2 separate regions of the Homo sapiens genome follow, and region 2 is linked to region 1. The links are chromatin contacts, found by Hi-C or POLR2A ChIA-PET in ENCODE. All regions are on one chromosome and are shown on one strand. Each heading gives the region's core, a stretch centred on a gene start or an enhancer-like site at or near the end of the contact. The rest is flanking DNA. Distances are from core to core; before and after follow the strand shown.

Region 1 (7,674 bases), core at 2,690-5,189:
GTGATAGACTGGATAAAGAAAATGTGGCACATATACACCATGAAATACTATGCAGCCATAAAAAGGATGAGTTCTTGTCCTTTGCAGGGACATGGATGAAGCTGGAAACCTTTATCCTAAGCAAACTAACACAGGAACAGAAAAGCAAACACCGCATGTTCTCACTCATAAGTGGGAGTTGAACAATGAGAACACATGGACACAGGGAGGGGAACATCACACACTGGGGCCTGTTGGGGGGTTGGGGGAAGCAGAGGAAGAACATTAGGACAAATACCTAATGCTTGTGTGGTTTAAAATCTAGATGATGGGTTGATGGGTGCAGCAAACCACCATGGCTTATGTATACCTATGTAACAAACCTGCATGTTCTGCACAAGTATCCCAGAACTTAAAGTATAATAATAAAAAATAAATTATAGAGAATAGAGAAAAATAGGTTATATACAGAAAATTATACTTACATATGTACTCAGAAGCATAAATTTGGTGACAGAAAAGACTTTATTATATACTGGCATCCCAGAAGCAGTTCTGAAAGAGCTTAGTTTTATTTTCTTGAATTTTAAGAATGCCTAAGATCCTTCTTCATTTTCAATATTGGGAGGCAGGTAATATTTACTTTAAATGTCCCATATGGCGCGGGCATGGTGGCTTATGCCTGTAATCCGAACACTTTGGGAGGTCAAGGAGGATGGATCACCTGAGGTCAGGAGTTCAAGACCAGCCTGACCAACATGGTGAAACCCTGTCTTTACTAAAAATACAAAATTAGTCAGGCATGGTGGCACATGCCTGTAGTCCCAGCTCCTCAGGAGGCTGAGGCAGGAAAATCGCTTGAACCTGGGAGGCAGAGGTTGCAGTGAGCCGAGATCGCGCCAAAGCACGCCAGCCTGGGGACAGAGCGAGACTCTGTTTCAAAAAAAAAAAAAAAAAAAAAGTCCCATATTAGCAATGTTATACTCTACAAGTGGTACGTCTACAGACATACCGAGTGTCACTGTAGAAGAGCGTGGAGTGGCTTTTGTGAAGAAGTTCAGGTACATCAGTGCAAAAGTTAGCTGAACTAGTTCATTCATCTCTATGGCAACAGCTTCCTTCTCTTTATCAACATTACTTATTTGTGACAATTTAATGTTTCCATTTGCAAGTTCTCCAGTTGCAGAAAATTTCACTCCATCTTTCGCACAGGAAATTACAACAACATCTCCAATATGATTGAGATCTCAGCATATGCATGCAAATTCACCAGCAGGCATCTTTACTACACAGCTGTACTCTTGTTTTGGAATTCCAAGTTGTTCAACATCCAAATCCATTAGCTTCATTTTATAATCCGAAACTTTCTCCTGATTTAGTGCTTCAAATACTAGTGCTAAGTTGTCTGCATTATCTTCAGCTCCTAACATCATGACATCTTCATTGCCAGCACAGTTTAGTATTTTGAACATACTGGATAGGTTCATGCCTATGGCCAGGTTGTAGTCGCAGCAGCACGTGTTGAAGCCCTTGGAGCAGTGGGTGAGCTGCCACGAGGAGATGCAGAACGAGTCTATGCTGTGCACATTCAGCTGCTTGAGCTAATGTCCCGGCAGGCCTCACTAATGAGGTCCTCAAGGGCCTCCAACACATTCTTCAGGATGGAGCCCTGGACCAGGTGTACCTCGAACATGGTGGAGTCACAATGACATGGCTACAGGAAGGTGCGAAGGAAGAAGGTCTAGGCAGTTTTGGCTTTATGAAGCTCAGAGCAAGTGGGCAAACGCCGTGGGAAGAGGCTGAGACCTCAAAAGATGATGACAAATCCACTATGCCTGCAACTGTTTAATCAAGACTTGTTTTTTTAATGAAGAGCTGGTGCGTGTTCAGGAGCACGAGTGGTGGAATTCACAGATTGCTATCCTCAGAATACCTTCCTGGCAGAAACCCAGGAGCCATGCTGGGATCCACACCCACTCCACCTCCCGCCCTTGCAGTTTCTGCTGGCATCACTGGAGACAGTGGAGACTTGTCCGTTACTCTGGCAGGGATTGGACATGCCTCCAGTGGGCTGTCGCTCCAGAAAGCAGAGAGCAAAGGAAGCCTCTGGCTAGGCTGTCACCAGCCCCTGAGTGGATGCATCATGCCCAGGGATTGGCAGTGAGTCATTGAAGCCCCAGACTGGTGGTAGCCAAGTTCCTTGAAGCCTTTACCTTGTGTATTGCTGAGTGGCACTATTGTAGGCAGGAGAGGAGGGCCACAGAGGCATAAAGGCTGTCTGCCCCCGAGCTTCTTCCTGGGAGGCCTGCAGGTACCTAAAGTGTCAGAAAAGCCATTAGTGCTTCCTCCCCAGGTGTCCGCAAGTGTCCCCAGTCATCTGAGAGATGATCTTAGGAGTCACTTGGAGGACTATTGGGTTTTAAATGTAATAGTCATGCATTTTAATGTCTCTTCTATTTATGGCAAGTCATATAGGTTTTCAATCAGTGGTCATAATGGTTTTTTAAAAATAATGTTAAAAAAGTGAATCTGTTTAAAGAAAATTGTTAAGGGAAGCAGCATAGCATAGTAGTTAAGAGAATGAACTCTGAAGACGGATGCATGGTCAGACTCCCAGCACCACACTTACCAGTTATGGGACAGTGGGTAAGTACTTCACTGTGCTGCAGTTTCCTTATCTTTAAGGAATAACAGTAGTACCCACTTAATGAGTTAGTTCATGTAAGCACTTACAACATGTCCCAGCTCACACTAAGCATCACATAGGTAACTGTTAAATAAAATGCAGTGAATCAAGGTGGTAGGGGAGTATAGGGCAAACATAATGAGGATGGGTCTAGAACAAGAGAAGTTTGTAGGAATGTTTGTCTTCTGCAATTCTTGCTCTGACAGTTGGGGGCCCAGGGCCCAGGGAGCAGAATGGCTGTATCCAAAGTCATAAACTGACATAGCATGGCAAGGCAGAATGAAATCCCTGCTCACTTGACTCACTATCAACTACAGGGCTGCAGAGGTGGCCCCTTCTATGGAGAAAGCAATTTGTCCCATGGGCCACTCAAAATGGCAAACATAGTCTCCAACAGAGGTGACGCAGACATTACCTCAGAGGCAGCCTTGATATCGCTGACCCCTCAGATGGATGCAGTTTCGCATAGCTCCTACTTGCTGATGAGATGGCCATGGCCATAAAGCAGTCTTCCAGAGTCTGTCCCAGGTAGATCTCAGGCCTCCATACGCCAGGGCCAGGCAATAGAGGTCATGGCCGGAGCCTCAGGACCTACCACAGAGCTGGCCCATGGAAGCCTCTGAAGGAATGTTTGATGACTCACCAAATGAATGAATGAATGAATGAATGAATGAATGAATGAATGAATGAATAAACATCCCCATTACATGGATCAGCTGATCAGCTAAGCAGAGGATACGCATGTGCCCAAGGGCCCTTTTGGTGCAGTGTGTGTTGTTCTTTCTGTGGGTGAGGCTGTTGAGGTATGTGTCTACAGAAGGTGCTAGCATAGTGCTGGTGTGTGTCATACACGAGGCCACGCCCTACACTTGTGCAAGTTTTCTGTGACCTCTGGGATCTGAAAGATCAGTATTTCCTAGAGTTGAGCAACAGTGAGGTTAGGGGAGTTTGAAGGAGGGAATGGAGGTGTGACATTTCTGGGGCCCAGGACCCAGGGAAGTAAGAAAGATGGTGTTTATGAAGGCACTTAGCTGCAAGGGCGAGGTCCTATAGGCAGGTTTAGGGCTTAATGACTATAATCACTTTGGCATGAGCAGCTGACATGGGCATCTCACTATACAGTTTACCTAAAGCACTGCCACTCCAGTTTCATCACTGGCTCCTCAGCACTGCATGAGTGCAGAGCAGTTATTGCAGTTTCTATTTAAAAACAAAGCCTGCTAAATGGCAAAGCTGGATAGAATCAGCTCCTCTGAGCCCATGTCCAGTATGATCTCAAGCCAGGCTGCGTTCTGATTGTGTATATCCCAGTAACCAATCCTGGCCATGACATGGTGCTTACCACATGATTCTCATCCCCTACCTCCAGGATTGTTTGCTGATGAGTCAGTGACCAAATGAATAGTGCAAAGGAGAGACAAGAGACCTGGGGTGAGGGCAAAGGGTGTCAGGTCGGGGCTGAAGAGCGCAGGAGGAAGAAAGGGCTGGAACGAATTCTCTGAAGATGAGCTGCTTCTTTCATGACTATGTGGGCCAGGCCAGGTTTCGGCTCAAGCCTCTCCTTGCTTTTAAGTTATCAGAAAATTTGTCATTGGTTCCCTAAATATTGAACGTGTTGGATCCAGAGTTCTCACCATGGGCCACAAGGTGCCATTGAGCTGGCTGCCCACTGTCTTCTCTCTTCCACTCTGTAGCCCCTGGAATGTCACTTCATTGGCCGCCTTTTGCCACTTCTAAAACATTCCAGCATACTTAGGCCTCAGGGCTTTTGCACTTGCTGTTCTCTCTGCCTGATATGCCTTTCCCCCACTGTCTACCTCAAATGTACCTCCTCAGAGAGGCCCTCTCTGCCACCTTGCCCCCTTGGCCTACCTTGTTTTTCTCCATAACACTGATCACTCCTTGGCATTTTATTGTATATGCATTTCTATCTATCTACTGGAAATGAAGCATCACAAGGCCAGAGATCTTTGCCTGCTTTGTTCATTGCTGTATGCCCAGTGCCTAGCACAATGACTCGCATATATTAGGTACATTAGGCATATTAGATTCAAATTAAACGTATTTGAATGAGTTAATGTGGTTTGAAGCTTTTACCTCTCTGAAGCTTCTAGGTGTGCTACTTTCACAGGAAGAGCAATCCTGGCCTAGGATGCTAGTGCCTACAAAGTGGCAGAGCTTGTACTTTATTAGATTCACTATATCCTTAGAAAAGAGGAGGCATGTTGGATAAGATGCAGCCCCAGCCCCCCAGCCTCTGCCAAAACCAACGTGTCCCAGTCTGAAGCAGATTCTAGTTGAGCTGGATGGTGGACTGGTAGACCAGCATCCCTCTGGCCAGAACAGACATGGATGGCGGGACTGGGAAAGGTCGGGACTGAGAATGGCTGAGATCAGGACATCAGGGGTCAAAGATCAAGACAGGGATCTGGGGCTGGGGCTAGGGCTGGGAAGAGCCAATGGGTCCTTGGTGGGCATTTAGGGGAGCTGGGTAGTTGATATAGTTTGGCTGTGTCCCTACCCAAATTTCATCTTGAATTGTAGCTCCCATAATCCCCATGTGTCATGGGAGGGACCCAGTGGGAGATAGTTGAATCATGGAGGCAGTTTCACCCATACTGTTCTCGTGGTAGTGAATAAGTCTCACAAAATCTGATGATTTTATAAGCGGAAATCCCTTTCACCTGGCTCTCATTCTCTCTTGCCTGCTGCCATGTATGGTGTACCTTTTGCCTTCTGCCAGGATTGTGAGGCCTCCCCAGCCACATGGAACTGTGAGTCCATTAAACTTCTTTTTCTTTAAAAATTACCCATCTCAGGTATGTTTTTATCAGCAGCATGAAAATGGACTAATAGAGTAGCCAACGTTTCTGAAATGATAATATGGGCCCAGTTCAGGTGGCTTCTTGTAAGCTATTGATACTTAGGACTTCTCTGCTGGCCCTACTTGGGCATGAAAGGTCCATTTCTTGACAGGATAAATGGCAACAATATTGTAATATGTAAAGATCCTACATATCTGTTATCTCATAACAACCATGTGTAGTATGTTTATTCATTTAGGTAACAAATATGTGTTGATCCCGTGTAAGAACCAGGCACTGTAGATGTTGCCTCAGTCACTGTCTTAGTCCATTTGTGTTGCTATGGACTCAGGTATACCTGAGCCTGGATGACTTATAAAGGAAAGAGGTTCATTTGGCTGACAGTTCTGCAGGCTGTACAAGAAGCATGGAGCTGGCATCTGTTGATGGCTTCTGGTGAAGGTCTCAGGCTGTCTCCACTCACTGCAGAAGGGGAAGGGGAATTGGTGTATGCAGAGGTTATGTGGTGAGACAGGAAGCAAGGGAGATGAGGGAGGTGCCAGGCTTTTTATAACGATCAGTTCTCCTGCGAGCTAACAGAGAACTCATTACCTCAAGGGGGCACCAAGCCATTCACGAGGGATCCATCCCCATGACCCAACACCTCCCATTAGGCCCCACCTCCAACACTGGAGATCAAATTTCAACATGAGGTTTGGGGGACAAACATCCAAACTATAGCAGTCACATATAGGAAATCTCTACATTTATAGGGGTAACTAACACTCCTGCAACAAAATAGATGATGGTTTACTAAAATACATCAGCTGCTTTATCATCAGTGCTAAGAATAGTGGTTATTACACGTTAGATGCTCAATTAATATTTTTGAATTGCTGGATTAATATGTAGGTTAATGACTTCACCCATTTACTGAACAAGGAAGTAGCCCAGAAAAATCAGATTTGGAAATCTGGCTCAGGGTGGTTTTACTCTTGAGACCAAATGGTTCTCTCTGATTCTAAGGACTTTGAAGCTTTACAGACTTGGTATTAATACATTTCTAAACTAAAAATGCCAAAAAATATTGCGGGGAAGTGGTTAAAAGCTGCCAGCTTTTCATTTTTCCAAGTAAGGAGATGGAGAAAGATATTACCGACAATTGTTATTTCGTAAAAGGGCATTTAAACACTTCAATTGTGTGAAGGGTGATCCTAGAATTTTAAAACATTGGGTACATATTGGTTCTATGAAAAAGTTACTACATTGTTCTAATTTTTTTCCCATTTCACTGAGGATTGGGGTAAACTTCACTGATCCACAGTGAAGAGACAGGTCCGGGCTCAGATGGGCATTTGGGAGCCTCTGGCCTGGAGGAACCAGTCACTCAAGTTCTTTCCTCTCTCTTTGTCTCTCTTTTTAGTCCTCTTCCCTTTCTTCTTCTCTTTCTTCTTCCTTTCTCACCTCTTACATACAGACACACTTAGACACACTGAGGCACATTTCAAAGCTCCCGAGAGAAGCAGACCATGCATCAGAGTTAGACCTCTGGTGGGGAAGAAAGACAACCTCTCCTGTTCTGAGCACTGCTTTCCCAACTCTAAAAAGAAAACGAGAAGGGGGTGGAGGTGAAGGGGAGGAGAATCTTCCCTACCTTCCCATCAGCCTTCTTTATTATATCTGTTCAAAGTGAAAAAAAATGGTTTTAAACTCTCAGTGTTAGTTTATGACCCCTATTAATCACATGTAATAACCCTCCCAATTATTAAATTATGGAGACATGTGTTTCCTCAGCCAAACAGACTAATTATTTACTGAAATGAATTAACATATAGAAAAGCCTCAGTTCTATGGAGGCTGAAACTTTGCATAATGAGTTTATCAGCCTTAAAAGCAGCCCAGATGAGCTTTTTTTTTTTTTCTTTCTTTTTTTTTTTTTTTTTGGTGAAATAAACACACTGATTATAGTGAAGCTTATCCATGCTGGCATCTTGCCATTTGCTATTTCTTTAATAAACACCGGTCGAGTTGTGTATCTGTTTTCACTTTCATTTATCAAGGCTCCCCTTTGCAATTAACAGCTGTGGTAGAGGTGCGGTGGGGGTGGGAAAGACATGTTCTTACCAGCCTCCCCCTCCAGGTCCCCAAAGTTGCTCATGTGGGGCTCTCTTTGTATTTTAATAGGCTTGCCAATCAGCTGACTGC
Region 2 (6,923 bases), core at 2,624-5,123, 160 kb after region 1:
CATAACACTTCTAACACCAAATGTGAGGGTTTTCCACACCAACAACCAATTTTCATACTCTCCAGACACCAACCATTCCAACAATTCCATTCAATTCTGACTCTAACTACCCAGTGACATTGACCAATCAGCTATAAATTAGGATTTTCCACACCTCCTTCCTTGGGTTTGATAATTTGCTAGAATGGCTCACAGAACTCAGGAAAGCATTTTATTTACATTGACTGGTTTATTATAAACGGTACAGATTAGTAGTCCAAAGGAGAGTTGCATAAGATGAGGTCTGGAAAGATCCTGATTGCAGGAGTCTCCATTCTGTAAAATTAGAGTGTGCCACCCTCCTGGCATGTGGATGCATTCCAACCCAAAGGCTCTCTAAACCCAAAGGCTGTCTAAACTTAGAAGTTTAGAGATTTTTTTTTTTGTAGAGGTTTCATTAAGTGGCATAATTGATTAAATCATTGGCCATTAGTGATTAGCTCAATCGCCAGCCCCTCCCTCCTCCCTGGAATTGGGGAGTGGAGAGGGCTGATTGCTCCAATCCTCTAATTGCATGGTTGGTTCCTCTGGCAGCCAGCCCCCATCTTGAAGTTTTCTAGGGGCCCACAAAGGGTCACCTCATTATCATAAACTCAGGTGTGGTTGGAAGGGGCTTGTATGAATAGCAAAAGATGCTCCTTTCACTCCTATGGCTCGGGAAGTTCCAAGCGTTTTAGAAACTCTCTGCCAGGAACCCAAGACAAAGACCAAATATATATTTCTTATTGTATCACAATATCATACCAGCTAAGTGGCAGTGATACACACTGGGGTCTATAAGAGGGTGGAGGGTAGGAGGAGAGAGAGGATCAGAAAAAAATAACTAATAGGTACTAGGCTTAATACCTGGGTGATGAAATTTTGTACAACAAACCTCCTGAAATGAGATTACCCTGGATCATCCAGATGGGCACCACATAATCACACCGGTCCTTAGAAAAAGGATATAGGAAGAGTCATTCATTTTACTTATGTAACAAACCTGCACATGTACCCCTGAATTTAAAAGTTAAAAAAAAGTGGCAGTGATAATATTGACCTCACAGAGAGGTTGCGAGCTGTGGATGGGATAACCTATGTAATAGGCCCAACATGATACCTGTGTTTATTTTCTATGTCCCAATGTGCTCATTCACATATTTGGCTCCTTAATCATTCATACATGACATGATCAAGAAATACATTTTTATGAATGAACACTGTGACTGATGCAATTTCCTAGGTAACTGAGGGTTAATTAGAAATCCTCTTTTGTTTCAACCCTTGTTAAAAATCCTTAGAACATGTCAGAATTCATTTTTCTTACATGCGCTGAGCGTGATTTAATCTTCCATTCATTCTGAACATCAGTCCTCATTACCCAGGGCTGCAGGTATAGCCAAGGATAATGTGGGATATTGAGAGTAACATACAAATTGGTTTAAAAAAATTAATTACAAGTACAATTTTTAAAAGTAACTTACCCTTTTGACCAGACCTTCAGCAAAACGCCCATGTATTTGAAGTTATATAATTAAAAGCTAGATAATAGAAGCATTCTTTCTTTATGTTCAATTGCCACTCAAATGTTTAGTCGATCACACACGTAAAAAATAATCTTTCAGGGCCTACTATGTGTCAGGCAAATGGCTGGTATACCAGATGGACGTGGTTGCTGTCTGCATGAAGCTACTGTCTAGTGGGGAGGACAGACAATTAGCAGGGGAGATAGTGGGTGCTATGGGAAGCCATGGCAAGAATCCCAACTCAGTCTTAAGTTGTCAGTCTTGGGTCTAGTGAGGGTGGTGGTGGTGGTGATGGTCAGGACAGGGAAGGCATCCTGAAGGAAGTGATGGTTAAACCAAGTGCTTCAGGATGAGTTGGAGTTAGGCAAAGGGAAAGGTTGTAACCTGTACAAGGGTGTAACTAGTATTGTCCAAGCTGCTGGGGTCGGTATGGTTGGAATAGAGGGTGGGTCTGGGAAGTTGAGAACGGGGTAAGGAGAGGGGCTAGGTTATGCTCCTGGCTGATTGTCTCATGGGAGTCTTATATAACTCTAGTCATTCATTCTTGCATTGAACATTTATTTGGTACTGAGGATGCTGAAAGTACTGACTGTGTTAGGTTAAGTGCAGTCAAGTATGGTAAGGGGGTGAGAGATGGGCACAGAATACCAAGCCATGGCTGTCTTGTTAACTGTTGAACCTGACTGCCCAGTCTACACACCTCCTGGCATCGACTAGGCATTCAGTGAACTCTAGGTGATTGACTAACTCAATGAATGAATGGAGGCTTGGTTTAACCTTCACCCTCCCTCAACAACTATTCCCATTATTTTCTTTGTGCAGGATAAACATCTTGAAACACCTCTGCCCCATCGCTAAGTAGGCCAATCTTCCACAGCGTCTAGAAACCAGTACAGAAAAAATGCAGTTTGACCTTGCTGTCATTGTTTGCAGTGTAATGAGGAAAACAGGCATTAAATAACTAACCATACAAATAATTGTGTAATTAAAACTGTGGCACATGATACAAAGAAGATGTACAGGATGATGGAAGGGCACATAAAGGAGAAAGCCCAGGAAGCCTTTATTGAGATATTGATGTTTAACTAGGTTTAGAAGGGGCAAAAGGAGGTGGGAAGAATGTCTCATGCCGGGGGAGGAATACGATGCAAAGGCCTTGGCAGGACAAAAGGCCAGTGTGGCTGGACCCTGGGGATCATCTAGGAGAATGGCTGGAGATGGATGGGTCTAGAGCCTGGAGGAGATTCCCCTACAAGGTCTCTCAGCCATGTTGGAGATTTTGGTTTTTGACTTAAGAGTCCTAGTGAGATATTGAAATGTTTTAAACATGAGAGATATGTGATCAAATCACATTGGCTGCTGTGAGGAGAACAGATCGGAGAGGTACAAGAAAGGACACTGGGACACACACACACACACACGCACACACACACACACACACACACACCCTTCAACAGGCTGACAATGCCCTGTGTACAGATAGCAGTAAGAGCATGAAACTGAGATCTGATTCAGAGAAGACTGAAGTCATTGCACGTCATTTCTTCCTAATCTTTTAGAAACAACCCACTCCTTCATTCTGTCTTATGGTGGGCACTTGTAAGTGGGCTGCTACTTCTTATTTATTTTTTAACCAATTTTGTGAAACAACAGATGTGGTGCTTCTCTTGTGGTTGTTATTCTCAAAGAGAGGATGTTGGTTGCAGCAGACAATTTATCGGAGCCCATTTTCTCCCTTGGCTTCAGCAGGGAGCCAGGGGCTGGGGGTGCTAAGTTGGGCAGGAGTGGAATCCACCCTTCTGTCAGCCGCTGGCTTGAAAGCAAGCATTAGCACGTATTCAATTTGGTCTGGGAGCTCTCCTCTGGACACCGAACCTGGTCCTTATCTATTTTTCCCATTAATAATGAGCTGTTAAATCACATTGCTCATGCCATTTGCAAGATAGCAACGTGTGGTTTAATTGTGCCTGCTCTGTTCCCCCATCATCTCAATCCTCCTCCTAATGGCTTGGCAGGCGGGGCAGGGCTGCTTGGGAACCACTGGCTCAGGCCTGCCATTTCCTGGTCTAGCAATCTCCAGTTTTAGAAACAGGGACTGCTGTGGCGGAAGTGGAGTGGAGCTCCGAATGTGAGGGCCCTGGGGAGGGGAGACTGTGTGCACTCACACCTGCACTCTCCCTCCTCCCCATCATCCCAGAGGCCCTCTCAGAAATCCTAATGGTTGAGGAAAGGGGGCTGGCCTGGCAAGAGGCTGGGCCTCCATTCCTATTTCCCCTGCTCATTGCCTGAGGCTTTCAAACAGTTCCCGCTCCTATCTGGTTTTTGCTGGCGGCACAGGCAAGTTGCTGAGTTCTTGTGATAAGGCTGGCTGATACATAAGGATAATTACGTCTGTGGGTTTGGAATCACTCAAAACCAAAGGTGAAATGACTCAACACAGAGGAGGGCTTTCCCCAGAGAGGTGACTCATGCGCTGGTGGTGGATATGGCTAGAAAGGAGGTGCATTTCTCAAATGTGAGAAGTTGACCTTTCTCTGCTGTTGCTGGGAGAGCCCAGGTGTGGGAGAGCTGGCCAGGATCAGAGGGCAGGGCTCAGGTGGCCTGCAGAAGCCTGCAGTGATGTTGGGAGATGGTGGCATCATAGCAAGGGCCCAGGGCTCTGGTTCCACCCTGCCACCAACTGGCTGTGTAAACTTAAACAAGTCCCCCTGTGGCTGCCTTGGCCCTAGAGTCCCAACCTTTACAGCAAGTGTGACAATAGGCTATATAAAAAGTATCATTCTCTCTCTTCCAGTAGCTTCAAGAATGTGCTTGTTTCCCTTGACTAAAGCAGCTTAGAAGTGGATTGTCCTGTGTTTTTGGTGTTTTAATTTCAGCTGCCCCTTCCACCATCGGGAGAAATGTGGTCCCTTTTAGGATAAGATCTGAGATGCAGTCCCGCCCAAAGAGGTCCCCCTACCTACCCATCAAGGTGTCTGAAACACCCACATTTAGATCTAACTGGAGAGGGAGGCCAGGTAACGTAGTAAAAAGAGCTTGAGCTTTGGGAATGAGACATGAATCTTGGGCATCATATTCCTCATACCACTTCCTTCTTCCTGAAGTCACAGTTACCTTGTCCTGCTGCCACCTATGGCAGCATCCTTGCTAGAATCTCTGAGCTGAAGCCCTGGGACAGCATGGCCTTCATGCCCTCTATGCCAGGCCTTATCCTTGCTGAGTTGCTCCTCCACTGCGACACTTGGATGAAATGCTACACTGCAGGATATGGTTTCTGACCTTCTCAGTGGCCACCAATGGTCTGCAATGACGGAGAAGTATACAGTCAGCTCTCCATGGAGTTGGACCAATGAGAAGGAAGAAACTTGAAAGAGATGGGCAGTGCATCCCCACTCTCTCTCCCTGCCATGGACCACTCTGAGATACAGTTTGTCCTTGCAAATCTTTTGCAGAAAGTCCCACATGCTGAGCAAGGACACCTGTCAGGTGACCTGCTGCATCTGCCAGCAGCTTGTGGTAAAGCAGTGGCCAGCACACTAAGGCATCTCTTTGCATCCTTTTGCTCCTTTCTTCACATGGGTTTTCTTCTCTCCTCTTTCTCACTGTCCTGGGCTTGCACTTCCCAAAGAGTGTTTACACTGCTCAAGCTCTGCTTTCTACAAGACCCAGACTAAGACATCTGGCTTGGAATTTGGATCTGCCCCTTGATAGGTGTGTGAGATTGAGCAAATTCTTCACATCTTCTAAAATGTCAGTTTTCTTCTCTGTAAAATAGGCATAATAACATCTATGTTTTAGAGTTCAGAAAAGTAGATATAATTGTATCAAGTACTTAGCACAGAGCCTAGTATAGATGCGTAGTGAGTGTTCAATAAGGGACAACTCCTCTTATTATTATTATTATCGTTATTATTATTTTTTTGAGACGGAGTCTTGTTCTGTTGCCAAGCTGGAGTGGAGTGCAGTGGCGCAATCTCGGCTCACTGCAACCTCTGCTTCCCAGGTTCAAGTGATTCTCCTGCCTCAGCCTTCTGAGTAGCTGGGACTATAGGCACCAGCCACCATGACACCACGACTGGCTAATTTTTGTATTTTTAGTAGAGACGAGGTTTCACCATCTTGGGCAGGATGGTCTCCATCTCTTGACCTTGTGATCCGCCTGCCTGGGCTTCCCAAAGTGCTGGGATTACAGGCATGAGCCACTGTGCCTGGCCCTTATTATTATCTTTATGGTTGCTGCTATTGTTGTTTGTGGTAGAAATGGCTAGCTGTCTCCAAAGATTTGGGCTCCCCCTCCACAGTGAAGAGTTATTGCTCAGAAGCCCTGCCCAGCCAGGAACTCCATTCCTCAACCTTTCTTGCATCTAGGGAAAGTCATGTGGCTAAGTTCTGGCAAATACAGCGTGGATAGAAGTGATGTAATGCCTCTTCCAGATGGGCTCATAAAATGTTCTTGCTGTGGTTTAACCATGTGCTGAAGATGGTGCAGCAACCATCAGCCTGGATCCCTGAATGGCTGTAGAACCGGCCCCCCACTGCCCACCTGCTCCTCCCCTCACTCTATCATTGAACTCTGTATGAACAAGGAATGAGTTCCCTTTGTGTTGAACCACCAAGAGTTTGGATCTTACCTGTTAAAGCAGCTAATACTACCTTAATAATTACATTGTTATTGCTGTTGTTCCTTTATTATTATTATTACTAATTATTATATTATTACTAATTATTATAAAATATAGAATAAGATCTCCCCTGAGAGGTCGTTTTCAGGCTTTTCTAGTGGTTAACTGTGTAGACTCTGGAGTTAGAATGCCTAGATGTGAATTCCAACTCCATCACTTAGCCCTGTGAATTACTTAAACTTTTTTATAAATAGGCATATGGATATTATGGGACTTGGAGAAAGAAATCTATATGAAGAATAGGAAAATGTCTGGCCCAGAGTAAAAGTTCAATAAAAGTTAACTACCACAACCACCATCTCTGCTATCACTGCCATCATCATCTCCATCTTCATCATCACCACCATCATTATTTATCAATGGAGAATCAGGCACTGGGTGAATGGGAGGTGGACTGTGGTCTGGTCCTGGGGTTGAAGAGAGGCATGCAGAAGATTGAGAACATGGTGCACAGGTGCAAAACAGACAGTCAAACACGGGAAGAGGAAATAAGGAATGTGGTCCTGAAGATAGACAGGGCCCCCTTTGAATTTGGTGACCAGAAGGCTACATTTTTCTGGCAGGTGGTTTTTTTTTAGTCCTACTGGCCAACAAAGATCAGAATACATCCTGCAGGTAGAGCACTGTGCTGGACACTGTGGGAGATACAGTGAAGAAGGAGCTGAGGGAGGGGACTCTGAACTCCTGGGAGGCACCA

Evidence for each region. A loop is a pair of places that touch in the nucleus more often than their neighbours do. ChIA-PET counts read pairs that join two places held with the same protein, here RNA polymerase II (POLR2A). Pooled maps may share reads with other maps.
Region 2: a map of PC-9 shows a loop between it and region 1 (3-fold over the local background). The contact joins two enhancer-like sites. A Hi-C loop is called at or near these places in 1 of 168 maps with a recorded cell type or tissue (PC-9), 1 of 37 single-sample maps with no recorded cell type and 2 of 50 pooled maps. POLR2A ChIA-PET finds 5 or more read pairs at or near these places in 1 of 52 experiments (activated T-cell).

Annotation. Positions count from the first base shown.
Region 1 is chr11:19,273,597-19,281,270 of GRCh38, forward strand. It overlaps CSRP3-AS1 (CSRP3 and E2F8 antisense RNA 1), which reads left to right. Exons shown (of 6, transcript NR_183675.1): 3 at 7,654-7,674. It also overlaps the pseudogene PCNAP4. Among named protein-coding and RNA genes, the nearest start is that of E2F8, 36 kb to the left of the region's middle. RefSeq lists an enhancer at 3,826-4,120. Within about 2 kb of position 3,940, at least 3 of the 41 ENCODE cell types and tissues checked have a DNase peak (open chromatin) inside an H3K27ac peak, as active enhancers do; they include PC-9, where a contact is called at or near this core.
Region 2 is chr11:19,438,483-19,445,405 of GRCh38, forward strand. It overlaps a transcript of NAV2 not described here. Among named protein-coding and RNA genes, the nearest start is that of NAV2-AS5, 65 kb to the right of the region's middle. RefSeq lists enhancers at 3,409-4,608, 4,020-4,109. Within about 2 kb of position 3,874, at least 8 of the 41 ENCODE cell types and tissues checked have a DNase peak (open chromatin) inside an H3K27ac peak, as active enhancers do; they include PC-9, where a contact is called at or near this core.